Linked DNA regions of Homo sapiens: region 1 is linked to region 2. The links are chromatin loops, found by intact Hi-C in ENCODE. Cell type or tissue: dorsolateral prefrontal cortex. All regions are shown on one strand. Links, peaks and the distances in the headings refer to the core of each region. The heading gives the core; the rest is flanking DNA. Region 1 holds the start of LOC124900236 (small nucleolar RNA SNORD46). Region 2 overlaps CHCHD3 (coiled-coil-helix-coiled-coil-helix domain containing 3).

What was found. Hi-C counts contacts between places; a loop is a spot of excess contacts. Peaks named below come from ENCODE experiments on the same cell type or tissue, not always from the same donor. Only the 100,000 strongest peaks of a DNase experiment are listed, where the experiment ranks them.
Region 1: a loop joins it to region 2, with 2.5 times the contacts of the local background. A loop is called at or near these places in 2 of 110 quality-filtered maps.

The regions. Positions count from the first base shown.
Region 1 is chr7:132,748,185-132,764,924 of GRCh38, forward strand. It overlaps LOC124900236 (small nucleolar RNA SNORD46), which reads left to right and starts at 4,839; the gene lies at 4,839-4,942. It overlaps LOC100506937 (a long non-coding RNA gene), which reads left to right and starts at 10,786. Exons shown (of 2, transcript NR_134332.1): 1 at 10,786-11,221; 2 at 12,134-12,448. RefSeq lists enhancers at 2,516-3,146, 10,835-11,388. In dorsolateral prefrontal cortex, for the core only: a CTCF peak has its summit at 8,084; a DNase peak (open chromatin) is centred at 8,077; H3K27ac peaks cover 505 bases.
Region 2 is chr7:132,817,344-132,834,083 of GRCh38, forward strand. All of the region lies in intron 6 of CHCHD3 (coiled-coil-helix-coiled-coil-helix domain containing 3), which reads right to left. Among named protein-coding and RNA genes, the nearest start is that of FLJ40288, 180 kb to the left of the region's middle. In dorsolateral prefrontal cortex, for the core only: no CTCF peak of the experiment used is centred there; a DNase peak (open chromatin) is centred at 8,774; H3K4me3 peaks cover 443 bases; H3K27ac peaks cover 1,487 bases.

The DNA.
Region 1 (16,740 bases), core at 4,652-12,651, 69 kb before region 2:
TGGGGGATACAATTTTCAATCCATAATACCTACTATAATCAGCCTTTCAATTGGACCACTCAACTGAAACTGCCATCAATGACCTCCCATGATGACATGAGAGAATGACAGAATGACAGAGTTGGTCATTCCCTCCTCCTGGGTCAAGGTTGCAGACAACAGAAGGGTATGGATTCCACAGATGTGATTCATTGGGGACCATTAGTGTAAAATCTACCATTGAGAGATTTCAACTCAATGTGAGAGAGAACTCTTGCTTTCTTTCATTGTCTTCAGAGGAAGCCCCCTCTCGGTTTCCTCCTGTTCCATTGGCCATTCCTTCCCACTCTTTGCTGGGTCCTTGGACTTCCTCCCTTCTTTACCTACCCCCACTCTCTAAAGTCATCTGAACAGCTTCCAACATGATTTCTCAAGTCCTAACTTCTCCCCAGAATTTCAGACTCATAGATCAAATTGCCTACTAAATATCCTCATAGCACAATGAATGGACTCATTTAAACCTATTTAAATAGAACTCTTGGTTTTCCACCACGCCCCCCCCAGACTACTCCCCATCTCAATAAATAACGGCTCTATTCCCAATGTTCCTGATTGCTTAGTCCAGAATTCTTAGAATCACTGACCCCCCTGTCCATTCCGTATCTGATTCTATAACAGATTCTTGCAACTCTACCTGCAAAGTATCACCAGAATCCTACTATTTTCACTATCTCTATCACTCAGCTAGTCTAAAACACCACAGTCCTAATCTAGATTATTAGAATAACTGCCTAACTGGTCTCTCAGCTTTTGCCCTTGACCCTCACTGTAGCCTCCTCTGCAGGTGGCAGCCAGAGTCATCACATGAGACACAGTCGATCACCCCTCTCAAAACCGGCCAGTGGCATCCTATGTCACTCAGAGTAAAATCCCAAATCATGACCATGGCCAGAACGCTCTGCACGATCTAGCTTTAGCTGCCTCCCTGCCCTCACCTCCCATCATTCTTGCCCTCACTCACTCCACCCCAGCCACACATGGCTTCCTTGCTGCTGCACAAATATTCCCAGCATACTCCTGTCTCAGAGACTTTGCATCTGCTGTTCTCACTGCCCGAAAACACCCATCTCCTGAATCTCAGTAGATGCTCCCCTTCATTTTATATAGGTGTCCTCTCACAGACCACCTTCTTGGAGAGGCCACCTTTCTGCAGTCAGGTTGGCTCTCCATAACACTTACCCCTCCGGACACATGGGTCTGTCTCCCCCACTAGCATACAAGCTTTCTATTTGTTTCCTTCCCTGCTGCATGCCCAGTGCTAGAACCAAGCCCAGCTCAGCCTAGGTGTTCAACATTAGTTGAATAAATAAGTTCATTATCCCTCTTAGCCTTGGCCCATCTGCAAATTGATCATGCATGTCAATGATATGTGTCCAAGAAACTGATGTTTTCATGTGGTCAAAAGATACAATCAAAAATAAACTCTGTGTTAGGAGCAGTGGTGAACACAGCCTTAGAGATAAATAATCCTAGGTGCAGACTGTGGAGCACCCTAAATGACCAGCCAGAATCTGAATTTTCTCCCCACAAAGACAACAGCCATTAAAGCTTTCTGTTTGTAAAATGATAGGAACTGTCTCATAAATAACTTTCATTGGGAACATTTTTAAAAAATATTACTTAGATCAATTTGGAAGCAACTTGACATTTTCTTTTTTCATTAATTGGCTTTGAGAACATGTTGACAAGTATGGTTCATTTTGAATGGTCCCAAGTAATTCTCTGGACCAGGGCCGGGACCACCAGGTCACTTGCAAACAAATGCACGTGGCTGTGAATAAATAGATTTATGCATCTGGGTCTTCTGACCACGTTTTATACCCATAGCACATGAATTTCTTATGTAACACCTGTGCACAACTATATATAGCATACACAGAATCTTGTTTTCATATCTTACGTATAGGCTCTTGCCAGAACTTTCTTCCAAGCAAGGGAGTCTGAGAAAAAAAAGCCGAAGGAACAGAGTAGAAGAGGATGAACCAATCTGGCATCAGCTTGGCCACGCAAACACCAAACTGTGATGAACTCACATGTGTACAAATACCCTGGCCCAACAGCTGCTTGCATTGACAGCTCCGTGGCAGCGGAGTGGCCGAGAGAATAGAAATCTTTTCAGCAGGAACAGGCTTGTGGTTGAAGAGTAAAGGGAGCAGTTGAGGCCATTCCGAGGATTTGTTCATGAATTTCAAGTGGATTACACTCCCCTCCAGCCATTGCAGACAGCAGCAGACAGGGTCTGCAAGGGGCTTCAGAGAAAAATGCAGAGAGCCCGCCCTGCACAGGAGACCTGCAGACCCCAGTGCTCAGGAACTGAAACCAAAATTGTTTCCTTACTGTAGCCAGGAAGTGTTGTTTACATGTAGTTTTTGCCTAATTAAATTGTACCTGTCTTTGCCTCTAATTTTCTTACCTCCTTTCCAAAGCATCAGCTAATCTTTTATCTCATGATTCAATCTCACTCTCCCTCCCTTCTCTCCCTCTCTCCACACACTCTCTTTCTTCCCCCTCTTCCCTTCTCTCCACTCCCTCCCACTTTCCCTCTCTCTTCTTCAGCTCCCTGGTTTCTCTGGGTAAGTCCCACGCTGACCTCCCCTCCCCTCATTTATCCATAGCTTATGCCGGAGCACAGATCTCTCTGCCCACTCCAGCAATTTCTTCCTATGCTACTGATGCATAAACACATGACTTACCACGTAAACAGTTTCTACGGAGGCTAACCACTCTGTTGATGTGCAGGCTGCAACAGCTGAGAAACCTTATGAATACTTACATACAAATAATGCACATCAGTGCTGACAAACACACAGGGGCCCAGAGGAAGGGAGCAGGTGGGCTTTAAGTTGGGCCTTGTAGACAGACTGCGAGGCACAGAGAAGCTGTTTCTTGGCCGCGGCATGCTTGCATGAGCTATATGGGGTCTTGGCGCTGGGTCTCTCCTCTGGAAGCCGTAGTGAGGCTGGAGGCTACGGGAGGATTTCTGGGAATGCGCTCAGATCTCCATGTAACTCCCAATATTTGTTCCTGTTCCCCTCCCATCAGAAAAGACCTCTAGGAGCAGCACGAGGCCAAAGGGGACAGGCAATGGGTCTGGAGCCTGCACATTTCAGGGGTTGCCATAGCAACCCCCTTCCCACACATCCCCCTGCCTCCTCACCAAATGTTTGTCTCAGAGGCACTTCCGAGGGATGGAGGTAAGCCCTCGGACCCTGCCTGGCCCCAGAATCCTGCCTACCATCCCTGCCCACACCAGTCCGGGCACAGCCAGGACCTGCCAAGAGGAAGGAGAGCACAAAGCTTCAGTTCCAGGCAGAGCTCATGAAATCAACTGGGATTTCCCCAGCTTCGCCGGCCTGAGCAATCTAAGCGGCACTGGGGAAAGGTCATGATATGAGGGATCTGTGATTTCGGGAATCTGGAAGGAACAGAAAGAGATAAAACCTACGCATTTTCCAACCTCTGCATTTTAAAGATAAAGAAACTGAGGCCCAGAAAAAAGAAGTAGGGGCAGAACACGAACAAAAACCTTATTTGTCCACAGTCTATTTTGGTTCTTAACTTTAAATAATTTATTTAAAAAGCTCAGTTACAGACTTTTTTTAAACTAAAGGGAATAGACTTAACTAGCTTTTTGGAGAGTACCAGGGGGTATGAACGCTAAATAGTTGCTAAAAAGACATCTGAACAGAGACTGTCCTTGATCTCTTCCTAGGCCAAAATTTAGGCTTCTAGGGGACCATTCGGGATTTTTTTTTTTTTAATTCCAGGTCACTGTTATATTACAGCCTATGTGAACTGGGAAAACTAATTTTCTCACCATCAGTGTATCTTTAAAATCACTGGTCAAGGAATAATAATCCTTTTATATTGGTAAAATTTGTTTTAATTATTCATACATTTCAGGGTGAAAACATTATTCTTCTAATTTCAACCCTTGGGCCCAAATATAGTTCCCCTGAGAATGAGTCATCTATGACATTATAGGTGATGAATGGATAACAGAAATTTGCCCCCTTCCCTCTCCAATCATGGGGCAGCTGAACTACAGAACTTATCTTCCTGGAAGAAGGCATTTTCCCAAGTGGAATACAAGTTATGGGGGAATGAGGGGAGTCTTCAGGTTCATGGATGTAACATTTTCCATGCTGTGTTCTTCCTCACTCGTAAAAGTTTGATTTTTAGCATTTGGCATTAAAAAAATCAATCCTGCCTAATGATACCCCTCATTCCTAATCTTTCTTTCCTTTCTTTGGTGAAAATCTTTGTGGAGTATCAGTTCACATTTTTCATTAGCATTTCTTCTGGGTTTCCTTAGATTTTACAAGTGGTTAAGCAATTAGCATACTTCTTAAACCTTTAAGCAAATAAATGCTTAGAATAACACAATGTGTAGTCACTACCACAGTGACAATGAAGCCAACTATATTATTTTCATCGGCTCATGGGAAGTGTGTACAATCAGTGTCTACAATGAGCATGTGAAAACTTAGAGCTTACATTTTACAATATGAAAAGCACCTTCCAAACATTTGCTCATTGTACCATAATCTTCTCAAGATTGGCTACACCGAGCAACTCAAACAGGTCTGTGTCTCAGTCATATTATGGCCTTAGTCCTTACCAATGCCTGGTACCTCACAAATGTCTTCTCGACTTTGTGAAGGGAATGGTGGCTTTCCGTGAACTATTCAGCAGAGATTCAAACTTAGAGGTTACAAAGTAGCTGGTAAGTGTCAGAGTGAGACACAATGCCAAGGCTGTGGCTACTGGCAGATCATGACCTTGCTTTGAAAAGGGGGTGCTGGAGTGATGAAAAAGTATCTTCAGGTGTGGCTGTGGCCACCTTGGCCACCTGTGTGTCACTTGCCAATGCAAGGACTTGTCATAGTTACACTGACTGTTAAAAAGAAACAAAGGAACAAAAAGGGAGGCGGGGTCAATTCTGGGAGCTCTTTTGGGGTAGGAACAGTAGGAAAAATAGAAAATGTGGTTGCTTTAAAAAAAAAATTCTGTGCCATTGTGGTTTCTCCATGGAGGCTCTTTAATTTGTATGTATTAATTGTGTAATATAATCCTCCTTGTGGAACCCCGTATCTTTTTTTAATTTTTTTGGAGACAGGGTCTTACCTGTCACCCAAGCTGGAATGCAGTGGGGTGATCCCGGCTCGCTGCCACCTTGACTTCCTGGGTTCAAGCTATCCTCCTACCTCAACCCCCCAAGTAGCTGGAACTACAGGCACATGTCACCACCCCTGGCTAATTTTTGTATTTTTTGTCCAGACAGGGTTTTGCCACATTGCCCAGGCTGGTCTCAAACTCCTGAGCCCAAGTAATCTGCCAACCTCAGCCTCCCAAAGAGGGAACCCCATATCTTCTTTTTAGCTATATATTTTATAAATGTCTAGAGTGTACAACTTTCCTGTGTATTTTTAAAGTTTGATGATATGAGGGTCATTACCTATGGTAAATGGCCTATTTTGGTACCTCCTGTGCAGTTTTATAATTCTGCTGATTATGATAGCATCTTATGTTGAGTCAACCACAATAAAGATAGTTGCAGGGGGAAAAAGAGAGTCACAAGGAGTTTAAGTGTTCCAGTTGGGGAATCTTTGGGATCATCTACAAGATAGAGCATAGTACCATGAGAAGATGAAGACAGAGCCACCTCAGAGCCAGCCTCAGCACTGTGGATTCCTAATGCTGCCACCTTTTTGTTGTTGCTGTGGGCATTAAGTAAAAGAGTGTGATGGTGGATTTCATGTGTCAACCTGCCTAGGCTATGGTGCCCAGCCGTTTGGTCAAACACCACTCTGAATGTTGCTGTGAATTTTTATGATTTTTAAATAATTTTCTAGATGTGATTAAATTTAATTCAGTAGACTTTGACCAAAAACAGATTTCCCTCCATTCAACTGATTTGGGGAGCCCCCTCCAATCAGTTGAAGGCCTTAGTAGCAAAGACTGAGGTTTCTTGAAGAAGGAGAAATTTTGCCTCAAGGATGCAACAAAGTTGGGCCAGGCACAGTGGCTCATGACTATAATCCCAGCACTTCAGAGGCGGAGACGGGAAGACTGCTGGAGGCCAGGACATCAGCAGGGGCAACATAGCAAGACCTCATGTCTACAAAAATTTTTTTAAAAAAATTAGTTGTATGTGAGCACCTGTGGTCCCAGCTATTAGAGAGGCTGAGGCAGAAGGATCTCTTGAACCTGGGAGGTCTAGGCTGCAGTGAGCCACAATTGCGCCACTACACTCCAACCTGGGTGACAGAGCAAGACCCTGTCTCAAGGAAAAAAAAAATGCGATAAAATTATGTTTGTTTATCTGGAAAACCCTGATTATTCCATTAAGTCAAGCCCCAGCATGCCTTTGGCAGAGAAGGTACCCAATTGTACATTCTCTTCCATGATCCTCCTTGAATCTATCTCCATAGCCCCATCAACTATATGGGCTCCCACATTCAAGGCACCAAATGAGGAGACCCACAATATCATTAACCTCCCCAAGGTCATGACCAGTTTGCAGCAATACTAGGATCAAAATCCCAGGCTTCTGACTCATCTTCTGTTCCTTCTCTGGCTCCCTGTTACCAACCCATCTTTCCACCCCTATTCCACCCAGATGCTGTGCCCATTTCACCATGGAAATCAGAGTCCTCCCTCAAACAAGAACCTACTACGGTCATCATAACTTGCATATTTCACTTAGGATTTCCCTTCATCCTGGCAGCAGTGAGTGCTTCCGCCAGAGCCCAGCTTTCTCAGGTAGTCACCACACTGGAGGCTCCCAAGGCCCATCACATGGGGAGCTTCTGTGACGCCTGCTGCTAAAAGCCTGTGTTCCAAGAACTGTTTCCTAGATTCTCATGTTCAATCTAGTTTCTCTGTCTATGGTCAGTTAGCTTCGGCACATAAGCCAGCATTTAAAAGGCGTTCAGGTGGTAAATGATTCTACCCACCTGTGTAATTGAAGAAACAGTCATCTCAGTCATCCGCAAGATCACCCTCAATTCTGACGCCAACTGTAAGGTTTGACGGGTTCTCAAGACTACCCATAGGTTTGATAATTTACTAGACAGACTCATGGAACTCACTAAAAGCTGTTATACTCACAATTATGGTTTATTACAGCTACAGGATACAGATTAAAATTAGCCAAGGGAAGATGCACAAGGCATGAGGACTCTTCCAGCCCCAGCTTATCATCTGCCCAGGTCCTCCAGCAAATTCCCTTTCTCCACAAGGAACAGGGCACATGGCCAGGGTCCTTCTCAGCTCTCTTCCCTCCATCTCCCATCTTGCTAAGACAGGACCTGTCCCAAGTCTCGCCCTCCCAGGGTCCTGGTAGGGAAGTAGCAAATTCACTTTGTAGAAGGAACTAAGGCATTACAACTAATAACATTGCCAGATGGCATTTGCCCTTTAACAAGGCTCCGAGACCTGACCTCAAAAGAGACCAGTGGCAGAAGAGATGCTTCTGCTTTCATAGGGAGTTACCTGGTGCCAACCCCACCCACAGAAGCAAAGAGAAGGAACTAAGGCGTTACAACAAATAATGTTGCCAGATGGCATTTGCCCTTTAACAAGGCTCCAAGACCTGACCTCGAAAGAGACCAGTGGCAGAAGAGATGCTTCTGCTTTCACAGGGAGTTACCAGGTGCCAACCCTGCCCACAGAAGAAAAGAGACCCCAAGAAATTGGCCAGCCCAACAGCTTTATGCCATCTGAACCCTGCAAAAGTCACAGAGATGTAAAACAAGCTGAAGAGATTCCATAAGTCACCTGGGGGGGTGCCATGCTCCAGACATTGCAGAGTCTGGTTCTAGAGGCCTGGAGAGGCCCATTGCCTCTGCTTCACCTCTGCCTTACCTTGCCTCAGCCATTTTCCCCAGTAGCAAAAGGGCCCTTCTGCCCTCTGCTCCCAAAGAACCTGCCTGAGCAGGCCCAGACCCTGTGTTCTCCAGCCCAGCATTACCCTGGGAAGTTCGATGGGGGAGGCAGGGACTTCATCTTTTTCATCTCCAAGTGCCACAGTGCCCTGTGGATAACAATGGCATCCACAGTGCTTAGTGGACAAGAATGGCATTGCCAGCTCCCCACAGCTGCACCAGCCCTGGCTCTGATCCCAGGCTGCAAAAAAAAAAAAAAAAAAAAAAAAAAAAAAAGGCAGGCAGGCCACTAGCACTCACTTATTTCCCAAGGATTAGGTCAGCCCCACACACAGTGTCTTCCAGACACTGGGAGAGGCCAGGTGCAGACCGCCAGAGATTCAGTGTAAAGCCTGCCAATCGGCCAATACCAGATGTTCAAGATGAAAATCTCATCTTCCCAAATGCTGAAGGGGTCCAGTGGATCAGGGACACTTGTCCCCAGGGTGTCCTGGCAGCTGAACTCAGCACCTTCTCTCCCACCTGTTAGCCATGAGGGCAGAGACACCTAGTATCCAAGGGCCAGGAGACACAGCACAGGAGTGGAATGCACTCGACACAGACGATTACCTTTCAAACGCTCCTCCTTCAACATCAGAACAAAGACTAGCCCAGTGGCCCAGACTTCCCTTACCACTTCCTTTATTTAGGAGGCCATGAACCCAGTCCTTCTTCTCAGCCCTGCCTCTGGGTTCAGGAACCAAGGCTAGACCTGCTTGTAGCTAATATGTGCCATGTGGCTTTTCATCTCAACTTTGTCACTTATTGTCTGTGACCTTGAGCCTTTTAAACTCTCCTCTGCCGATTACTCCTCTCTGAAATGGGAGTAAACTAACTTCCCAGAGAAGTCCTGTGGAGGAGTGAGGTGACACATGCCAAGAAGAGACAGGAACACCTGGAGATGCAGCAAACACTATTTTTATTTCATACCTGAAAGCAACAGTCTCTCTATGGAGTCGGCTGTGTTGGCTTTTACGCCCATAATGTTTGTGGTCGGATCATGTCTGTATTTAAACTAAACACAGTATTTAAGCCACCAGAAATAAGAAAACAAAGAGGAGAAAATTCCATCACATAGGTTTTTTTTTTTACTTCAGTCTATTCATCCAGATGGTGATAATTAGTGGGCTCGCCTGTCTGCACCTGTCATTGTTTATGTACGCGTTCTACCTATAGGAATGTGCGGGGAACTTTCTAGACGCATGAAGAGTGATGCTGTGGAATCTGATACAGCCTACAGTTCTAGGATTCACCCTTGGTTCTTTTGCAGAGTCAAGAATAGTCTTGGTGCTAGAGGGACCAAGCCAGCAAAGATTTGCACTGCCAGCCAAGGGACTTATTTCCCTGCCTCCAACAGTTTTGCCGTCACTAAAGCTGCTACACATGCTGAGCTTAAATGCCTGCTTATAGCAAAAGCAGCCATGTCAGTCACTTAATGTTTCTTAAGAATCCCTGTCTTTGTCCATTTTGTTTTGCTATTAAAAGAAAAAAAAAAACCTGCCACTGGATAATTTATAAAGAAAAGAGGTTTATTTAGTTCAGGGTTCTGCAGGCTGAGAAGTTCAAGGGCATGGCCCTGGCTTCTGGCGAGGGCTTTCCTGCTGCATTGACACAGGGAGAAAGGTCAAAGGGGAAGTGAATATGTGCGGAGAGGGGGAATCCTGAGGGGTCTCCAGCTATATAACAACCCACTCTCATGGGAACAAATCCACTCCTGTAAGAACAGCTCACTACTGCCTGAACAGCACCACATCATTCATGCGAGATCCCTCCCCATGACCCAAACACCTCCTGCCAGGCCCCACCTCCCAACATCACCACACCGGGGATCAAATTTCAACTTGAGTTTTGGTGGGGACAAACAAACCACATCCAAACCACTGCAAATCCCATACATACCAGGGCTCCACTCCAGACCCACTGAATTGAATCCTTTGGGGATGGTGCCTGAAAAAAATATATTTTAAACACCCAAGGGGTTCTGACACTTGGTTGAGTTTGGGATCTTCTGGACTGGAAGGAACTCTCAGGCTTTGAGTGGAGACCTTGGATCTGTTCCAGGTTTTGCCAATAACTTTCTGTTGTCCCTGCGTGACTTTGGGCACGTCACTTTCCTGTGTACTGTCTCTAAGAATGTTGGATTCTGATAAGTCAATTCCCACTTGTGTCCCTGGAGCCCTAGGGTTTCCTCGGAGGCTCCAGAAGTTTCTAAGGGGTCAGTAGAATGAAGACAGTAGGTTGGGCTCTGGATTCCCTGCCTCGAGAGTTAATCCTAGGAGCTGCTAAAGGTCTATTTACAAAGCTTCACATGAAGCCAGATCAACATCTGGGAACATCTGCCTGGGATGCAGGACATGGGCAGCCCCAGAACTAGTTTCAGGTGGCTTACATGGGCATGGTTATTGCAGAAATCACATTTTAAAAGTGTTAATCTCATCAAGAGACTTGGACTGTGGCATCTTTATTTCTGTGAGTTGTGACTTTCTCGTCCTTGGAAGTAAGGAGTGAACTAGACTCCACAAACGAGTTTAACATTTTGCCCTTCTAATTGTCTACACCAAATCCATGCCTCCCTCCCCTGTGAGCAGACTTTGGTAGAATGTTCCTCATGCCTTCAACCAGGGTGAGCCAGACGAGCCCCGGGGAACACGATGCATGACCTTGGCCTTGTTACCATGTGCAATGTATTGAATTGCAGACCTCCAAAATTTATATATTGAAGCCCTAGTCCCAGTATGACTGTACTTGGAGAGCCTTTATGGAGGTGACTAAGGTTAAGTGAGGTCATAAAGGCGGAGTTCTAATTTAATAGGATTGGCGCCCTTATAAGAAGAGGAAGAGAGAGATCGCTTTCCACTGAAATGTACCGAGGAAAGGCTATGTGAGGACATAGCCCAGAAGAGGCCCTCACCAGAGCCCAGCTATGCTGGCACCCTGACCTCCTGCTCCAGCCTCCAGACTGTGAGGAAATACGTTTCCATGGTTGAAGCCACCCAGTCTATGGTATTTTGTTGTGGCTGCCTGAGCTAAGACACCATCACACAATGACCAGGGAGGCTCTTTGGCCGTGGTCAGCAGAGGCAGCTGTGCCACTGCCTGTGGGTGCCACGCCTGCCTCACAGCAGCAACTTCCTCATAAGAAAGTCTCTGCTGTTATTTAGATGTGTGTCTTGTCTCCCAGACTCAGATACAAGCCCATCAAGGCAGTGAGGTTGACATCTTTTTTTCTGACTTGTCTGCAAACCCGTCATGAGGTGGGCATTTTCAGATACTTTCCTGGATGAAGACTTGGAGACCCCGAAGTTAGCAGTTTGTGTTTGGCCCTAGGGCCTGGAGAGGAGGCCCCTGTGGCAAGCAGTGCCTCCAGTTTCTGGATCTGGGAATTGTGCTGTTTTCCTGGGGGCCTAGGCTCTGGCAACACTCGGCTCTGTTGAGTGGGGAGGGGAGCAAGCGGCCCTGGCTTCCTCTTTACTACTTGGGCCGTGCAGGCAAGCAGCAGCTCTTGTGGCCCGGCAGGGAGTGTCCTGGTGCAGTCCGCCTCCCAGTGCGAATGGGAGTGGGTCCCAGAGAGGGCTGGGGAGGGGCTGGGCACTGCAGAGCTGGCGCTTCTCTGCTCCTCACCAGGAGGTCCTGCGGCCAGGCTGTGATGTACCCAGCTGGAGAGGTGTGGGAATTCTGGGGCACTAAGCATAAGCCAAGTTGATAAAACACAATATTAGCAAGGTTACAATTTTGGGGTCTGTTCCTATACTAATCAACTCCTTTAAATCACTTGTCGAGAGCATTTATATTTAAGCACTTTCATAAGTAATATTTATTCTTCACAACCCTGGGAGGCAGATCTTATCCCTGGTTTATAGGCAGGGAAACGGCCTCAGCTGTGAGTAACCAAACTCACCGAGTTAATGGGGACACCTGCATTCCAGGCCACACCCAGCGTTCTATTTCATCCTAGATCTGCTTCCTAGAGATCAGTAACAGCCACAAGCTGCTCTCCACGCAGCCCCACGCCACACATGGTACCACGCCTCTGCTATTGGCTTTGGGTTGTGAAATGAACCATTTGGTGGCTCAATGTAAAAATGGGTTTCCCAAATGGAATTCCAAGGAACCCTAACTCCTAGAAAGATGCTAAAACATACTTCTTTCTTTTTGTTTTCATATAGGATTGTTGCACAGTCATGTTTGGGTAATGCCACGTACAGTCTTTCCTTCTTAGGCAATTATATTAGCAGTTAAAGGCTCTGAGAAGTTTTGCAATGAAGATGCTGTCATAAGTTTGTCTAATTCAGCATTTGACAACAGAACTGATTTTCCTAGCAACATTTTGGTCCAGAGAGAAGGTGATGCAAGATGCAGAAATGACTGAGAGTATGGTGAGCACTTGTTCACTACGCCAGAAATAAAAGATCATTGAAGTGAGATTGATTAAAACTACAATCAATAAAAGATCATTGAAGTGAAATTGATTAAAACTACAATCATTGTCAAATAACCACATTTAACTCCTCTCTTAAAACTTGTCACTTAAGACACTCTGTTAACTAAATCTCTTTAAAGTATTAAATCATGTCATTGTTCGTATGTAAATGTATTTCCATTTGTAGGATTAGCAGATAAAACACCAATTCTTATTTCTACTTAATCTCATATTCTGTATTCCCCAAATTTACAAAGATATCATTTATAAACTAATACAAAACAAATAATTTAAAATAATCTGCCATCCCACAGTTTAGATTTAATAAAAGAGTAGGCAGAGGAGGATGGAGCGAATGGAGGAGGGAGGCAGACTGTGGGAAAACCTCACTGTGTGGTCTACGGTGTGTAGCTGTAACCTGCAATGCAAGGGTTTTTTTGTTTGTTTGTTTTTGAGACGGAGTCTTGCTCTGTCACCCAGGCTGGAATGCAATGGTGTGATCTCGCCTCACTGTAACCTCCACCTCCCTCGTTCAGGCAATTATCCTGCCTCAGCCTCCTAAGTAGCCGGGATTACAGGCACGTGCCATTATACCTGGGGAATTTTTTTATTTTTAGAAGAGACAGGGTTTCACCATGTTGGTCAGGCTGGTCTTGAGCTCCTGAGCTCAGGCAATCCACTCACCTCTGCCTCCCAAAGTGCTGGGATTACAGGCGTGAGCCAAAGTGCCTGGCCCCAATGCAAGGTTTTTAAAACCGTGGGCTAAAGAGTGGTTGTTTAGGCGTAGAAGTGCTGGTTTTAGATAAGCAGATTTCTGGGTCAGAGACATGCCAAGACTGAGGCCCCAGATCTGACCTCCGTATGTCCCTGTATGGACATACATACTGACCCAGGGAGGACAGACACCAGGGAGATCGGAGAGGAGACATGAGAAAAAGCAGGACCCATCTTTAGAAACTTAGGTCCACAATGGGGATATAGGGAGAAGACTGCAATGTGATTGGACACTCTCTGCCACACCTCCAGAGTACACAGGGATTGGCTGGAAACAGAGAGAACATGGTGGTAGTGGTAATGGGAACGCATGTGTACACCCTTACCATGTGCACCGTTCAATGAGCTTCAAGAGCAACTCATTTAATCCACACAACAACCCTAGGAGGGACCTTCAATCATCCCCATTTTATAGATGGGGAAACTGAGGCAGGGTGGGCTAAGTAGCTTACCCAACTTCACAGAGCTAGTAAGAGGCTGAACTGGATGTGAACCCAGCATCTGGCTCTCCTGACAGATCTAAAGGGCTACAGGGGAGCAGGCCCCAGAGGCCCTGCAAATGGAGGAAGAGAAAGGTGCAGCTGTCAGCACAGGAATAGCAACCGGCTGTGGACACCCAGTGCGGAACCAAGGGCAATCAGCTTTGCCTGGAAAATGATGTCATGGGAATCAGAAGACTTGGGGCTGGGGATGGGGAAGGGTCCAGTTTGAATCTCTCATGTTATCCAGGCAGATGAGGCCTGGTGGTGGCAAGTTAACTCCCAAGGGCACACAGGTGGCTTGTGACTCAGCAGGGCTGAAGCCCTAGTGTTCCGGGTCCTCATCCAACTTTAGGAAGGTTGAGGCAGATTCGTGATGAAGGCAGCAACTGGAGTCTGGGGGGATCACATCAGAAAGACCCACTGCCCGGGGGCTGGCAGCCTGGCTTAGCCGGTCTGGGTTCACAGCAAGGTGCTGGGACTGAAAGGCCTATGTGAGTTGGAGCAACAAGGAGAAAATATTCCTTCTCCCACCTTATGTTGCTCCCTCCCCAACCCAATGAGGCCCTTGCAGACCCTTACATTGGTTCCTTCCAAGTGAAAGCCTTGAAGCCTGATAAACCAAAATGCAAATACATCACTTGGCTTCGATAACCTGCAGCTGATTGAGAGGACTTGCTCAGATAATCAGTGAGGATCGGTGGGCCTCCCTGAAGAACTGGAGCATGGTGGATGCTCACAGCATGAGGGCCACCTGGGCAAGAGGGAGACACAGGGGCGCCAGGAGGAAGCAGGGGCCAGAAAGGAAGACACACACCCAGAGAGCCCCCACTTGCCCCCGACACACACTTGAGCACCCCTTGGGCAGTCCTGGTGGAGAAGAGCATGTCTGCGCACAGGTGCCGTGGTCTGGTCATCTTTCCTGATGCTCAAAGGAGGAAAAGGAGCATTACAGGTCCAGTGTCTGCCTGTACCTGTCTCTTCTACCTTTGCTTTGCTCCTTGAAAATCTTTGTCTACTCCACACTCTCTTCCACACCTGCCATCTTCTTCCTCTACTGGTTTCTCTCCCCTAACACCACTCCCCCACACTCTCCATCCTCTCCTTGCTGCCTCCACCCTCCTCCCTGGAAGCGGGAGGCCAGCAGAGTTGGGGCTGTTGAGAATGTGCAGCCAGGGGACTGTGGAGCAGCGCCAAGAGTAGTACCCTGAATGCTGCGGGCATGCAGGTGAGACGCCCAGAACAGCGCCCGGGACGTAGGCTGTTTTCCAGTCAGTGTTCTGCCAAGGACAAGAACACAGAGGCTCAACTTAACCTTTAATATATTGTTAAAAGGCCAGAGTGCCCCCCAGTGTAATGGTGCCCCCAGTTTACTACCCGGGAGAGGAGTGGGCAGCTGCAAAAGGGATGTTGCCAGTTCAGATCCAAAGCTTGTCCCTCTATGGCTTAGTTCTTAGTTTCACACACATCTCTCGCAAAATGACATCTCAGGTACCACCTCAATTGCCCTCAGGTGCTCTGGGAGGTGTGCATGGGCCAGGGCACGAGATGCAACCTGACAGCCCATTGGATTAATAGAAAGGGGGTCTGAGTTATTTTTGTGATTTCAAGAAGACTACACATGCAAAAGAATAAAGTTAGACTCCTCCCTCCCTTTATATACAAAAATCAACGTAAAATAAATTACAGGCTAAATGTAAAAGCTAAAACTATAAAATTCTTAGAAGAAAGTATAGGCATAAATCTTCATGACCTTGATTTGTTAGATGTGATACCAAAACCAGGAGCAAAACGGAAAGATACATTGGAATTCATAAAACTTAAAACTTTTGTACTGCAAATGATACCATCAAGAAAGCAAAAAGACAATGCACAAAATGGGAGAAAATGTTTGCAAATCATTAGCTCTGATAAGGGATTTGTTTCCAGAATATAGAAAGAATGCTTATGACAACAATAAAAAGATAAACAATCCAATTTTTTTTTTTTTTTTTTTTTCCCTGAGACTGAGTCTCGCTCGGTCGCCCAGGCTGGATTGCAGTGGCACGATCTCAGCTCACTGCAGCATCTGCCTCCCAGGTCCAAGCGATTCTCCTGCCTCAGCCTCCCGAGTAGCTGGGATTACAGGCACATACCACCATGCCTGGCTAATTTTTATATTTTTAGTGGAGATAGAGTTTCACCATGTTGGCCAGGCTGGTCTCAAACTCCTGACCTCAAGTGATCCACCTACCTCAGCCTCCCAAAGTGCTGGGATTACAGGCATGAGCCACCATGCCTGGCTAACAATCCAATTTTTCAAATGGGCAAGGGATCCGAATAGATATTTCTCCCAAGAAGATATACAAATGGCTAGTAAGCATATAAAAAGATGCTCAACAGCATTAGTCATCAAGGAAATGTAAACCAAAATTGCAATGTAATACCACTTCACACCAACTAGGATGGCTAAGTTCAGAAAGAAGGTCAGTAAATACTGAGGAGAATGTGGAGAAATTAGAACCTTCCACACTGCCAGTGGCAATGTGAAATGCTACAGCCGCTTCAAAAAAACAGTTTGGGACTGGGTGCAGTGGTGCACACCTGTAATCCCAACACTTTGGGAGGCCGAGGCAGGAGGATGGCTTGAGCATAGGAGTTCAAGACCAGCCTGGGCAACACAGTGAGACCCTGTCTCTTTTTTAATAAAAATAAATAAGAAAAACAGTTTGGCAGTTTCTCAAATTTTTAAGCACAGGTACCATGTGACCCAGGAATTCTACTCCTAAGTATGTACCCAAGAGAAATGAAAACTAAGGTTCACACAAAAACATGTACACAAATGTTCATAGCAGTATTATTCATAATAGCCAAAAAGTGGAAACTATCTAAATGTCCAACAGCAACATGTGATATCTTCACACAATGCAGTATTATTTGAAATAAAAAGGAATGAAGACTGATACATGCTACAACCTGGATCGACCTTGAAAACATTGTGCTAAGTGAAAGAAGCCAATCACAGAAAAACCACATATCCCATGATTCCATTTCTATGAAATGTCCAGAACAGGCGAATCTCTAGAGACAGAAAGGAGATCCGTGGTTGCCAGCGAATGAG
Region 2 (16,740 bases), core at 4,500-12,499:
GACCAAAGATTTCAAAGGGAAGGAAAGTTTTTATAGCATAAAAGATACTCTATTATATCAAAGTGCATTGAGATTAAAAAAAAAATGAGGCAAAGTGATGACTATTCTCCTTAGGGACAAAAGGTCCAATTGAGAAAGAAGCTCTAGGTGCCACTTTCCAGAAGAGCCACCTGCCACTACTTGGAGCTATTGCAGATATTCAGGAGTCAGAATTTCAGACTCCTGCCACCTCTGGGGTTCATGGGGGAGACTGTGCACACATGTCTCCCCTGAGGCAAAGCCAACAGGTAATTACTCGATCACTGACACCTTGGGATAACTGAACATGAAATCAATTTCTTAATGGTTCTCTCTTAAAGAACCAGCATCACACTGCTAGCTACTGCACCTGTAGTCCCAGCTACTCAGGAGGCTGAGACAGGAGGATCACTTGACCCAGGAGGATCACTTGACCCAGGAGGTCCACTTGACCCAGGAGGTCAAGGCTGCAGTGAGCTATGATCATGCCACTGTATTCCAGCCTGAGTGACAGAGTGAGACCCTGTCTCAAAAAAAAAATAAAAATAAAAATAAAAGAAAGAAAGAAAGAAAAAAGGAAAGCTTTGGAGAAATATGTGCTAACCCAAGCAAAAGCAAGTGAGTCACCCATTCCTTTGGGAGTGTATTATATTGCTATGAGGGCCCACCCCAGCCAAACTATGGAAAGTAGCAAGAGATGATGCTGAACCTAATTACCATTAGTTATTATTTGCTATGGTTACAATTGCACCGAATAACGCTGCTGCCAGCAGTGCTGTTTTATGTGATATCTTCTTCATGTGGCAACCTTTTCATAAATCAAAGCAAAAGCCAATACCAGACAGTTTCTTGTACAGCCTGCCTGACAATAAAAGTTAACACTGAACCTTAGCTGTTATCAATCTTCATAAATGTGTCCACGACGTGGCAAGACTGCTCCACATTACGGTGGGGCTGCCACTAATGCAAGCAAGGTAGTGACCCACTAGGTTAATGGGACTTGACAATCAGTCCAGTTTTAATTGAGCCAGAAAAAGGAATGGTTCTCTTATCCTTAAAGTACACAGGAATTTTCTCCTCTATGTCTTAGTTTCATCAGTGCTTTGCTCAGAAAATGCCTATAATTAATATAGACTGGTATAACAGACAATAGAAACCTCATGGGGGAAAGTGGGTGGGTAGGCTTTTATAAGAAGAAAACTTGTTATGAAGTATTTAATTGGTGTTCTTGATAGACAGTTACCTGACTTGAAGATGCTGTGTTTTCAAGTTGAAATTTCAAACTAGAAAATATATAAATCTGTCTACATGAACAGAAGCAAAAAAAACAGTCCTTAAAAATAGCAAAAGTCAACAAATTTTTAATATCAATAACTTTCCCTTGACAAAAATTCACACTATATAGAAATCTGAACTGAAGGAATTCCCAATTAATGACAAGTCTTAATGTAATAAATACTCCATCATGTTTTGAATTTTGCTATAGTCTTAATTATCCTATTGATACCGTCAAGAGAAAAGCCCAGCTTCTATCTGGCATGTACTAGAGATGAACTCTGGCAATTAGCTAATGTCCAACAAAAATCAGCCCTGTATTAACAGCCTGTAATGAAGACCATTAACAGCCAGATAAATCAAACCATTAGGCCAGACACAGAGATGTCAACATAGCCACAGGCACCTAATTTGCTGAATGCATTTATTTAAATATGTATTATCCAAGCACAGTATATATGCCAGGTGCTTGGGCAGATCGATAAAGAGGATAAAATACAATTCCTGCCCTCAAGAAGGTTTCAGTTCAACTAAGAATGAGATTCACATGCTGTTAACTAGACTATAACCTTGGCAATGGGCCCTTCAAACTCCCAAGTCTATAATTCTTAGTTTTTAGACAACAGTTTCCTCTAGTGTAAATTCAGAGCTATATTAGATCCCTTTCAGAGTAAAAACACTCTTATTTGCACCTGTGAGTGAGTTAGCCCAGGCTTTTAAATCCAGAATGTAGTTTAAATGCACACACACGAGAAAACGCACTTTTTTTTTTCTTTTTGCTTTTTTTGTTGCCCCTAACCTCTAGTCTTCCATTCTGAACTGCAGGAGTCTAAGTTAAGAAGCATGGACATTTTATAAGAGTTCAATTTAGTAGATGGAAATATTGATACTAATTGAGCACCTGTTAGAGAGAGGCATGCTCCCATCAAGCTGGCTCAGATACAGCTTGTACCTTAAACGGTTCACACTTGAGAAGGGAGATGGGGCACAGGCAACACTGATGCCACTTACATTGTCATAAGGGCTGGAGTGACATAAACACACAGGGAACAATTAATTAATTATGGCTTTTTAGTAGGAAGGGAGGTGTCTAGAAAGACTTTACAGAGAAAGCAGAGGAATTAACACATGAGACAGGTCCTAACAAAAGGCTGAGTTTATCGGGAGGAAGGTGGTGAAGGTGAGGTGTGCTGTGGCTGTGCTGCGGGGGCAGCGTGAGCCGGGCCAAAGCGTGAGTGCGGAAGGCCTTCCCTCCCTTTAGTGAATGAACACTGAAGTGCATGAGAAAAGATGGCAAAAGATCAGCCCAGGAGGTATCCAAGGTTATTTTCATAATGTGGTTTAATATTTAAAGTTTTGGCTGTTTGTCCCAACTTCTATATTATGATTTATTAGATAATGTCGATTATTTAACTTTGAAGCAGAAACTTATTTCGCTTTTAATCATTTGGATCAGATTGATGGATGAGCATCTTGTGGTTGCAAGGCAAGCTGTTAAAAAAAAAAGTTATTATTTGCCACTACTTATCACCACAAATCAGGATCATCGTAACACTCAACCAAACACATAACTTTGGCTGTTGGGACTGATATAGGACTGCAGCCATCATCCTTGGCCCCTAATTTTTAAATGTTGTATTCATAAAAATAAGCTTCATTGTTCTCTTCATAATGAGCAAAGGTTGTAAGTAAGCTTATAAACTAGAGTAATAGTATTAAGATAGCATATTATCAGTTGTGGGTATTAGGATTCCGCTAACTGCTAACAAAAAATGTTTGAAAACAACAGGAGGGACTGGAAGGGAGGGAGGCTTCTCTTTGCTATGGCTTCCGCATCCCTTTCTCACTCTCTATAGGAATTTATCTCCTTTCATAGAAACAAGGCTGCACCTGTGATTGAGTTAGCCCAGGCTTTTAAATCCAGAATGTAGTTTAAACACACATGTATGCACAAACATGGGAAAATGTGCTAGTGTTTTTTTTTTTTTTTTTTTTTTTTTATTGCCCCTAACATCTAGTCTTCTTTTCTGAACTGCAGGGGTTAAACGGGCTTTTGGGGACTAATCTAGACACTTAGCCACACTGTCCTTTTTACTTCTGGAAAAAAAAATATATATATGGCCCAAATGCTGAGCAAGTGACTACAGAACACGTTAGGAAGAATCTTGTTTGTTCAGTATACACTACCAACCTATCGTTGTCTAGAATCTCAAGTGAAGAAAAATATTCTAAAACTATGACAAGGTTTTAGGTGAGAACTATATCATGAACTAACAATGGCTGCATTTTGTCTGAGCATACCATTGCGTATGTATGTCTAACCACATTATGTAGTTCTCATGTAGCATATTAAAACAGAATTATTATTTTGAGTAGTGCTGCTAACTGTTGGTTAATAATTTGACAGAAAGCATTTACCTTTAAACACATGCTTTTAAGAGGCCTGGTATACTCAATTGTAATTTTATTGCGTTCAAGAATTATCCTCTAGGGAAATATATATTAGATCATATGATGAGCATCAATTAAAAAAACACAAAATTCACCCAACAGAAAATTCAACTATTGTGACTACAGTAATTATTAATAGCTCACTATTCACTGCTTAGGATATGCTAAAAACATAAATGGACCTCATTTAATTCCAATATAACAGCTCTGTTATTACCATTTCACAGATATAAAATCTAAGACTGTGGGGTTTGGGTGGGGTGGAAAATGAGAAGTAACTTGCTAGAATAGGTCTACTGAATGATGTGAAGAATATCTATAAACATTATATTCAGTAAACATTTTAACATGTGGATACTTATTATTTCATTGTACCTATATTGACATTATGGCGTGGAAAAATGAAGAGAAGTCCTAATAAACTTAAAAAGAAATCAGGAAGACCAGGAACCACAGACGAGAGAAAATAAGCATATTTTCTGGTAGATGCTACAGCAAAACTTGTAGTATATTAAACATTTGCTCTTTCTTACGTCTACTTCCTAGATACTGTAGCATATAAAGGTAGAATTTTATGACATGAAGTACAAATAGATGTATCATTAATAAGAATGGATCAGCCCTTCTGAAGAACGTGGCCAAAAGCTTAGCACTCAAATCTTTTTTTTTTTTTTTTTTTTTTTTTTGAGACGGAGTCTCGCTCTGTCGTCCAGGCCGGACTGCGGACTGCAGTGGCGCAATCTCGGCTCACTGCAAGCTCCGCTTCCCGGGTTCACGCCATTCTCCTGCCTCAGCCTCCCCAGTAGCTGGGACTACAGGCGCCCGCCACCGCGCCCGGCTAATTTTTTGTATTTTTAGTAGAGACGGGGTTTCACCTTGTTAGCCAGGATGGTCTCGATCTCCTGACCTCATGATCCACCCGCCTCGGCCTCTTTTAAAGATCCCAGCCTAATGCACTTTCTGGAGCAACAATCCTATTTTCTTTGCATCATCAAGTTCTGAGGATGTATTTTTCATTTGTCTTGTCGTCTGTTAGAAAAGGTGAAGATGTGTATACATTTTGGTTTTCAATTCTCCTATTATATCAGCTTCTCAGCGCTTCACTTTCCAAATGTTCAAAAGAGGTATGGATTGACATTTCTGCCAAAGGACAATTTTTTGCTCTGTAGTTTTTCTCAGAGTTAATGGAAAAAGTTCTGCCACTAATGTTTTCAATTCACCTCTAGGGAATTACAAACTAGCAGCAAAAGCTGCAAAGGTTGTGCCAAAATGCAGTATTTTTAAATTATACAAGTCAAAAAAGCCTATAATTTTCACAAAACATGATTTCCTTTTTTTTAATTTAAAAAAAAAAGTCTTGGGAGGCCAATTTTTGATTCATATTGTGATACAACTTCTAAGGTTAAATAACCTGGGCCCTGACTCTTAACTACTAGATCCCTAAAAGAAACTGACCTGTATAGAGTTGAGTACCTACTATATGCCCAGAATTTTACCCACATTTCATTAACCCTTATTAACAACCCATGAGGTATTATATGTACATGTCCTATATCAGCAAAAAGAAGATCAAGAGTTAAGTAGCTTAATGCTACACAGTTGGAAGGAACAGTCACAATTCAAACCCCATCCATGTTACGGAAATAAAAGTACCAGTTCCTTAGGGTTTAGGTATGAGTTTGTTTCGCTGCAGCCTTCTTCTGCACTATCCGCCCCCACCGCGCCCCCCACCAAAAACAAAACAAAACAAAACAAAACAAAACAAAAAACCAAAACCAATCACTTGAAAGAAACTTTCAGTAGAGGACTACAGACCAATCCTATGAGGCATGATGCAGCTATTTAGAAGAATGAGTTGGATTTAAAAGAAGGCGTTGAATTTATGTGTTGACCCAGGGGGATGTATCCATAATAAATATAAGTTAAAATACGTATGGTATAGTCTTACACTCTGTGAAAACAAAACAAAATCTATGTTTATTAACATATCTACTCATAGAGATAAATGTGAAAGGCTAAATATCAAACTGCAACTTCACATGCTTTACTTTTAAAAGGTTGATCTGGAAAAGAAAAGAGGAGTAAAATTACATTTCCCTTGTTACAAGAAAAAAAATACTTCCTTGATAAATTAAAAGAGAAAAAAATCTAATACATTAGTTCCCCTTTATCCATGGGGGATACATTCTAAGATATCTAGTGGATGCCTGAAACCATGAATAGTACTTAACTTTAGATAAACTATGTTTTTTCCTACACATACCTCTATGATAAAGTTTAATTTATAACTTAGGCACAGTAACAGACTAACAACAAGAATAATAAAATATAACAATATACTAGAATAAAAGTTATGTGAATGTAGTCTTTCAGTATCTTATTGTACTCTGCAAAAAGCAAAATTGCAGATAAGGGGGGCCACCTGTATTATTTATCAATTTCATATCCTTTTCGCTACAGTAAGTCTCCAGGAAGGATATCAAAAGAGAAAAGTTGTTCATAAAATTCAATGGGAAGGAGAGAGAATACTTTAAAAGGCTCATTTAATAATCAAGTGGACTAGCAATAGAAAATTTGCCTAGTAAGTGAGCTAATTTTATCTATTTTGGGCACATTCAATCAGAATTATAGACATAAATTAAAAATTAGACATCCAGATAAAACACATCTGAATAAACCACATACGTTTGTCTCTCACACATTCATTGCAATGACACAAAGAACCTGGTACCTTGTGAATTCTTAGGACACCATTCAAAGATATCATAGCTAGGAGTAATGAAAACTAATCATATACCATTTCAATTGGTATGAAAAGATGAGGCTCTTTTTCTGCCTAATGCCCTAGGACTTCCCCAGGCAACATCCTATGAACCCAATCTTTCCTCAACTCTCTCCTCCCCACCTTTTTAATCAGAACTAATCTTTACTATGTTCCGTCCTTTCAAGTCCCTGAACTTTGCTCTCAATCAATATGGCAAGCTAATATGTGGTTATTTTTGAGTGGACATTAGTATATTAAGAGTGATAGTCATTAATTTGGTGCAGTAAACTCTAATTATCATATAATAAACGTATACAACATCTATGCACCCAATATTATATTGTATTATTTGATAGAAGACTTCCAGAAACAATGACCAACTCAAAAGGCATAATCCTAGTGGTGACAATTATGGGGACCAGGGATAGGTGAAAGAAAAAAATATTCCCAAGTAGTAGAACTCTTTTTTTTTTTTTTTTTTTTTTGAGACGGAGTCTCGCTCTGTCGCTCAGGCTGGAGTGCAGTGGCATGATCTCGGCTCACTGCAAGCTACGCCTCCTGGGTTCACGCCATTCTCCTGCCTCAGCCTCCCCAGTAGCTGGGACAACAGGTGCCCGCCACCACGCCAGGCTAATTTTCTGTTTAGTAAAGACAGGGTTTCACCATGTTAGCCAGGATGGTCTCGATTTCCTGACCTTGTGATCTGCCTGCCTCGGCCTCCCAAAGTGCTGGGATTACAGGCATGAGCCACCACGCTCGGCCACCAAGTAGGTAGAACACTTGGTTGAATCTTTATGCCCTATTAACTCTGCCTTTTAAAATACGGCATTTCAAGTTCTTCAAGTCTGACTCCAGTCTTGCTTTGTGGTCTCATATTCCACTAGACCTCTCCCACACTGTTTCAGCCATTTTCACTATTCAATGCCCTCTTCATAGCAAGGCCATTCTCCCTCTTCTTACCTTAAGAAAATCTCAAGATGAGAAGATCCAGCTTATGCCAGTCACCTCTTCATGCAATCCAGATTCCCCTGGGATTCCGAACCTCCTAGTCCTACTGCATTTTATGGTTTGTACCTTCATGTTAGCATTTAACATGTTTTGGTCACTTTTTATATTCCCAACTTATAACAACCATATGGAATGTATAAGATACTCAAAATTTTTCACGAACAAATCTTTTAGTAATAATTCCTGCATCAAGTTTTGATGCTTCTGCAGTCGAGCTAATGATCCCAATGAGTATAAGCCCTCTGAGGGCAGGGACTCAAACTGATATGTCTGTATTTTCAGGGCCCATAGAACATGGAACATCAAAGAGACCCTTGATGAATGTATGTGTTAATACTGAGGATGGTAAGTTCTTCAAAGCAAAATTGTTGCATTAATATCTTTAAAAAAATAGATATATGCCATTGAGCTCACTAGGGGAAGAAACCAAACAAATAAGGACAGGGTGTCGGAATTCACTAACAGAAAAGAACTCCCAAGACAGAAAGAGTCAAAATAGGTCTGCTGGCAATATCCAACAACTCAAGTTCAAAGACTTCAAAAACAGCCCCAAACCAACACCCAACTAACCAAACCAAAACCACAAATGACTTAAGTCATGACAAAGCATTTGGTTCCCACTTCTTGTCAATTAACCAGGATGTCTTAAAGATGAATTCTATACCAGCAATGCTAATTTTCTTCATTACACTAGCGTCTTTTGTATTGGAGAAACACTATCAGGAAAAGACAAGAACTGGTTGATTATGAGCAGTATCAAATGAGCTGTAATGGAGGTGTTACGAATGTAAATCAGCGAAGCCTGATGCAGAAAACAGCAGCATCTGGGCATGCAGCTTGCAAAGTAATGAGACTGTGATAATGCACTACCACCCAGCTTTGATCACTTCATCTTGTTCAAGAGCTCTGCTTGGGAAACAAAGGTGTGAGGCATTGACCTCCTGCCCACAGCTTGCACAAGCACAAAACATGGTAACAGATCAAGGATCGATACCCTTCTCTCTTCTCCTCCTTGCCAACACACCCCTTTTTCAGAACTGATGGCTTCATAGTTGGAGGCCCAGCATAAAGCAGGCCAAGCAAGCTTCTACCATATGAAGCGTCTGTCTGAACATGTCTACTATAATTGGCAATTCATTTTTCATCCTGAAAGCAGGAACAGGTGTATGCTACCTTCGACATTCCAATCATAAACCATGCTGAATGCATCTCTCACATAGTCAGCTTTGTTGAGATCTATGCCAGTGGCTAGCCGGTGGACTTCAGAGTCTGCATAGATGGCTCTGCCTCACAAATGAATAGGCACTTGTGTAATCTCAGATGCTCAAGAGAACAAGAGGAGGAGCAAATGGCAGTGCATAAAAAATTAAAAATCTCACCACACAGCAGCAGCCCTTGGTTTTTCTTGTGTAAATAATGTAATTGGCAAATAGCTTACTTCTTTGTAATTGCAATATCCCTACAATGCATGTTTAACATACTAAAAAAGGAGGTTTTAGTCCTTGAAAAGGAGTATAAAGCCAGATGTATCACTGCACAGTGTTTCTTGCCAGCTTCATCCAGAAACACTAGCTGAGGTGACTTGTGAAACAGAGCCAAGAGCAAGAACTCTCCTTAATGAGCACATTTATCAGTTTTCCAGGGACTCGGTTGATTACCAGCATTTAGACATACACACTCACAAAAGGAACACAGCAATTTAACTATTGGCCACTGAATGGGAAAGCACATGAAATAATTTAAGGCAGGCATGTGAGCAAGTTGGGGATGCTTGGCGACACTAACATATGAACATGTGTGCTTTCATTTCAACATGTAAGGAAGGGCCAAGACGCAAGCTTTTACAAGTTTTCAAGCATTCTGCCAGGACTCAATAAATAGTATGAACAAATTACTGCATATGATTATTATATTGAAAAGTACCAGTGCTACTGTACAAATGTTTCATTCACAAATACTGCCTTTGAAATCCCTTTATCAAAAGTAATTTTCAAACCTTATCCAAGCCTACCTACAAGGTCCTAGGTTGAAGAGGAGGAGAGTACAACAGGCAAATGTAACTTAATGGGGGGAAAAAAGACTGATTCTTTAAGAAAATAAATAAATGAAATACAAGCAAGATTTATCCCTCTCTATTTCTACAGTAATAAAATACTCTGAATGAACAGCCCTGACTCTGAGATAAGGGATTCAAATTCTAATGAAAAAAATATGATTATGGATAGGATTAGGAATCCTACATTTAAGACTGTGATTAAATTGAAGAAGCATTTTATCTAGGACAAATTACAGATAGAAACTGGGAATTCCCAATATTTGGGGTATATTTTTTCTTAATTTAGGGTGTTTTAGGTATAATTAACACACAGGTTGAGTATCCTTTATTTGAAATGCTTGGGAATGGAAGTGTTTTTGAATTTGGGTTCTGGAATTTGGAATATTTGCATATGCATAAAGACATATCTTGGGGATGGGACCCCAACCAAAATATGGAATCCATTTATGTTTCATATATACTATACATAGCCTGAAGGTCATTTTCTTCCTGAGGCACAGTCAACAGACTACATGTTGTGGACCTGCCTTTGACTGTGACCTGTCACATGAGGTCAGGTGTGGAATTTTCAACTTGTGGCATCATGTTGGCATGCAAAAAGTTTCCAATCTTGGAGGATTTGGGGTTTTCAGATTAGGGCTGCTCAGCCTGTATATCACAATGCACCAATCTTCAGTGTTCATATTGTATTAGAAGTTACATACCTGTATATACTTGTAAAACTATCACTCAGAATACAACAGAATATTCCCAAAATCTCAGAAATGCTGCTTGGGTCCCTTTCCAATCAAATCTCCTCTATTCCCACCACAGGCAAATGTTGCCTATTTTTGAACATCGTTTAAATGAACCACATAGGAAGTACTGTTTTGCATCTGGCTTCTTTGTGTGTACCATGATGTTTGAGATCCATCCGTGCTGTTACATGTATCGATAGTTTGCTCTTCTCTATTGCTGAATAGTGTTCTACTGTATGAATATAAAGTAGAAAACTGCGCTTTTTATCCCTATATTCCAATCAGCTTTGCCATCTCTCCTGCCCCTTTCTGCAGGATACCACTGAGTTGAGTGGAATACTGTCTGTTTTGTTTCTCCATTCCCTCAATGATGACCATTCGGATTGTTGCTAGTTTTTGATACTATGAATAAACCTGCTATGAACATAGGTGTACAAGTCTTTTTGTAGATGTATATTTTCATTTCTCTTGGGTAAATACCTAGGACTAGACTTGTTGCATCATACAGCAAGTGTATGCTTTACATTTATAAGGAACTGCCAACATTTTTTTTCAAAGGACTTTTGCCATTGTATACCCCCACCAGCAAAGTGAGTTCTGGTTTCTCCACAATCTTTCCAGACAATTAGTATTGTCAGTCTTCTTGATTTTTGCCATTCCTATGTTTTAAATGTACAGTTCCCTGGTATCTAATGATGTAGAAACTCCTTTCATGTGCTATTTGGCCATTCTTACATCTTCCTTTGAAGTGTCCAAGTCTTTTGCCCATGAAAAAAATTTTCCTAATGATGTCTTAAGATGGGCAGAATTTTAAAATTTTATAAGGTCCAATCTAACAATTTTTGTATTTTGTTTGCTTATCTCTTAAGAAAAATCAGAAGAGCCAGAAATAAGAATACTTGACAAGACTGAAACCATGAGGGGTGACTTGGTAATTATACATTCAAATGAGCAACAAGAATACAAGTTTAAATACAATGTATCCTGAAAGTTCTGGTTTCAATTTTAGTATGTGGTTTTACCCCAGGCAGAGTGAATGGGCAGCTAAATACATTCATAAGTTAATTATCTGACTGAAACCAGGGAAGGGCTGATAGCATCTGGGATAGGCTTACCAAACTCTGGAGTGATAAGACATAATTAATTTGATGTTATACTATGGCTGAACCTATATAATGTTCCAGAAACTACCCTGAGCTACCATTTTTATGTGTAGATAACTTCTTTGATAAAATCTTTAACTGTGCTCAAGTCCTAAGATTGTTAACTTTGCATATCTGACATAAGGACAGAATTTAAATTCTACCTTCTAGAAGTCTTTCTGGATATCTTATAACAGGGCAGGTCAGTCAGACAATTAACTCTTAACTTGGCTTCCTACAAGTTTCACTGTAGCTTAGTTGCACTCAAAACGCAAAATATGTTTTCTTATCTTTGAAAGCATGATTTTTAACTGAAGCCCTTAACAAGTAAATGAATTCTAGTTGGAATTGGCAAGAGGACAAACCTAGTAGTCTCAGTTAGAAATGTCTTTTCCAACTGTGAGCTGTGTAGTTAATTACTCAAGTAAGCAAGGATCAATAAACAAATTCCAAAATATCATGTACCCTAGAACTCAGAATGATCTCATTTAAAATATTATGATACAAGGAAGGAAATAAGCTATCATTTTGGCAGAATCTTCATTTATCTAACTAACAGTGTGCAATTAATATTTCATATAACCATGTAGGGTATACTAGATTCTTAATGGATCGTATTGATTAAGAAGAAAGTTCAATACTGATGTTCCTGCTGGGGAAGACAGAATGATTTGTTAGCTCACACAGAACGAATCATGAATCCAGGAGTGTATGGCCACAAACCTAAGAGCTGCCACAAGAATGGTTTGATCATTTACATGTTTACACATAAACCACTTATACGAAAGGAAAGAAGATGCTTGGTGCAACACCAATAAACCCCAACTGCCACAGCAAGAACAGAGAAGAATGCTCCAGGTCATGGACTTACGAAGGACGTGGCCAATCTGGCTGCACCATCAGCAGCTTATTTCACCAGCTGAGATTCCTTTACACCCTATGCTGAAGTGATGGAAAAAAGTTTCCAAAGTGACCCTTTTGGTCTTGTGACCATGTTCATGAGATGGCTGCATTTTGCATTGTCTTTTTAGAGAAATTAACAATACTCTCTTGTCCTTGGTGTACACTCCTGCTCCTGCCCTTTTTATCCCTATATTCCCAATCAGCTTTGCCATCTGCCCTGCCCTTTTCTGCAGGATACCACTGAGTTGAGTGGAATACTGTGGCGACCAGTCATGGAGTAGAGAGATAATGCAGATGGAAATCTCTCTTGTTAATGTTTCTTGACATTTACTTCTATTATCTTAGAAAATAGTATTTAGACCAAGTATAGAGATCTCACCCAAGGAACTAAAAAGAAAGTAAATAACTAACCAGGCAGATCTGATTTGAAGGGCTCCAATTTTAGAAGGGGGGAAAAAGCATTAATACCGAAGCTTTCTTTGTAAATATAACCAATTCTAAATGGGTATCGTAAGAAATACTGTTAAATATTGGCATGCTCCAAAGCCAGTCTCACTTTCCTTGGACTAATTTGTTGCTTGGTGGGAGGTGGACAGACAAACAAACCAGGCAGATTGACAGCTTGGGAGCTGGCACTACCTTACATATCCCCGATGAGATACGGAAGGAGCTGCATCATCTACAACTTTCCTAAAATGGGAGCCACTATCTTGCAGTTGAATAAAACAACTTACGACCATTTTTTAGATAAGGATCAAAGACAACTTTCTCAGTTAACTTTTAAACTTTCTCAGCTTATATGCCCTACAGAAGGTGACAGTTATAATTTACATTTTATAGATGGAAGACACAAGTCAAAGACATAATAAATAACCTGCCTGAGGAATTTTGTGTTCTAAATAACCGAGTCCATGTGACAGCCAAATGTGTATTTGCCATTAGCTTCATATACAAAGTATATTCATAAGTACATTAACATCTTTCTTCAATTTCAGAAATGAAATCCTCCTCCAGCAGCACATTTGCAAATTCCAGAGGGGACATGATATACTATGGAAGTTGACATAGGTGAGCTGATGTTTTAAAAACAAAAACCAACAAATAACTCGAAACTTCTAAAGACGTAATTGTAACCAAGAGGCTTGTGCACAAAGGGTACAGGTATATTTACTTTATCTAGAATTTTGCCTCTTCAATTACTAAGTCTCTTACTGAATAATCAAGATGTTACTTGGCTCCAAGGACCGTGGGGAATAAAATGTCACCACTGCAGCTGCTATATTTCTTGCTCACAGCCCTTCAAATTAAAAAAGGGGGAAAAAAGGCCCAATACAAATGCAGAATTTAATTAGTTAGTAAAAGCCCAAATCCTTGCCTGAAGCCCTGTTCTTCCTGTAATATCGCATTCTTTTCTTCTTGTGTAAACTTTTCATTATGAAGGAGACATCTTTATAATACAATAACTCTAGTTATAATGTAACTGCTGGTAACATAACTCCTGCATTAGAGAAGGCAGCATGTTCAAGTAATGTTGTTTTAATACAATTTGTGTTCAGCAGAAACCAAGTCAACTTGATCATTTAGAATTTGATCAATGTGAATTAGTGTCTTACTGAGATACACCATTTGATCATTTCAAAACTGATCAATGAGAATCAGAGATAAAACATTTATCATGTACATTTGGTATATTAGATCCATTCACACAGCACTAAAGTAGGTTATAAGTAGACATCAATACGTGTTAGAGAAGATGTTCAGGATACCTGTCAGCTGCAGATACAAATACACGTGAAACAGCATATAATTTTAATACTTTTGATAAGGCATGTTACTCAATAAGGGAGCTGGAGTCACTGACAAATTGCAAGAACTCAACTTCAGAGAAACTAGAAAGAGAAGCACAGAACTTAATAGCTCAAACTTTTGAAATAAGTTTTAATTAAAAGTTTAAGAAGAAAGATAAGTAACATAAATTTACCTGATTAAACTTCTAGAAGAATTTTAAGACTATTAATCAGAGTAAACTTTGTACTTTTAGTACAATTAGTTCTATTAATCTAATATTTCCAAAATGAGGTTGCATTGACATTCAGGCTCACTGGCTTATGCATCTAGCAGAATTATAAATTTGCCAGTCAAAACCGTATTTAATTATTTTACAGCCAATTAAGCAGGATCTTTAAACACCATTGCTTAAAACTGTCCATGATACACATGTGTAATTATACAGAACATGAGAAACACCTGCTGATACTATTGGCGTGTCTTCCTCGGCTTCACCAATTCATCCGTAATATAGCTATTAAAATATTACATCCAAAAAAGAAACTAAACAATATTGCCAGTGAAAGTGCAACCCCTAAAAAAGAAAAAAAAATCAAGGACATTTTAAAGTCAAAGGGTTTTACATTGAAGAAAACCTTTAAAGATGGTAATATTTACAAAATCCATTTTATCTGTATGAGTTCTGCATAGTATTCCTCAGATACTCTAAAATCACCTAAACTACTTTTACAGGGTAACTAATCTTTTAATACTTTATAAGGATAACCTAAGCTTCTTCTATGAGCCTAAATTTATAAGTCAGGTTTCAACAACTTCATTCAGGGATAAAAGCGAAAACCCCTCTAAAATCTGGCACACAAAGGAGTATTACTGGTATTCACTTCCAAGTTCATAGACTTGTACTTCTTTAGAAGTGCTTCTTCTTTCACAGAAACTGAAGCCATGTTAAAAAGTTGTACCTCTAATGAAATCATTCCAAAAATATTTTCAATAGATCTATGTCACTTTCCATGCATATTTTTTCTTTCTTTTATGGAAAATAGAAACTCGCCACTTCATTATGTAAAGGACAGAATGAGAATGAAGTATCAATTGTCCTGTAAAATGCTTTTCATTTGTTTACTATCACATTGTCTTTACCATGCCTATATTGCCTTTAAAATATTTAACATGTCTTTGATATTTGCTTTACATTTACTTGATATTTGCTTTTCTATTTTAAAAACAATTCACATGCATAAACACTCTGGTAACATCTTCTTTCTATAGGTGTGGCATATCAGCTCCAATGTAGCCACAGAGATCTGATTCTGACATTGACCAAGAAACAGGAGGCCGGCAGCACTCCAGCTACATTGCTGTGAGGCTTCTCTTACATGCTATTCTATCATGAGTGCTTTATGTGCCGGTCATCCTGGCTAGAGTATGAGCTCCATAAGGGTAAGAACTCCTTCTAATGTGCTAGAGGTTTAGCAGCATCTAGAATTTGTTTAAAAACAAATACAGAGATTTCTCCGATAGCACATAGTTTCATAACTTTTGATAATCAAATGCAGTATTTATTACTTTGTGCTAGGTCTGTGTTAAGAACTACACATGTAACATTATTAAAATAATACTTTGTTTAATTAATTACCTATGAGGTACAGCATAAGGATTAATATAAAATATAATTTGCATTAGGATGAGCTGTAACATTACTAGCGCCATATAATAGAAACTAGCACCCTAAGTTGTTATAAAATGCGACATGAAGTGTTGACAATTACTGTTTTAGTTGGATTGAGAAAAGAAAAGGTATTCCTTTTGAATTAAGGTTACATATAAGAAGAATGCTGGATTTGCTCAGTGATTTAGGTTTTAGAGCTAAAATTTTAAATCTATTGTGGGAAAATAAACAGTCCAAATTATCTTCGAATCCCTTAGTTCCCACTGAAATCATGGTAAGTAATATTTTTAATAACTTGATATGCATTGGAAATGTAATCACCCCAAAAGAGGAGAACTAACTTTGAATTTTTTAAAAAGATCATCATTTAAAAAGTTTGTCTTCCTTTTGTTTTTCTCTGATGAACTCTGAGTTCCACACTAGTAATAAGATCCTGGCCTGTTTTCTTAGTTGTATATTCAGGCTTGGCTTGTCACACAGGGGCTCTATGAATGAATGATGTGTGGATAAAGTAGGAGAAACAATCCATTAATTCTCAAAGTATTTTACTGCCAAAACTATACATTGAGGGGCTGAAGTATGAGTTAATATCTTAAGCATCCCTAAAATAATTCGATTAGCTATCCTGGTAGGTTACATTAATATGCTGGTGTTAGTCATGGGCAGCTTCAAATGCTCTTAGCTTTCTTTCTCTTTACAGTGATTTGTATGACCCCTGATCAGGTATATAATATTGCCCTTGACACTGCACTTTAAAAAGCTTCTATCTCCTGTAACCAAGATGCACATAAATGAATCCTACTTTCATCAGATACAATTAACTAAATTCTCCTCAAAGTCCTTCAGAACTTGTTGCCTAAGAGGAACTGTTGAGTTCCGGTTCAGGTTCAAGATAGAGCTCCTCAAGGTGATGCTTACAGGTGCTAAGC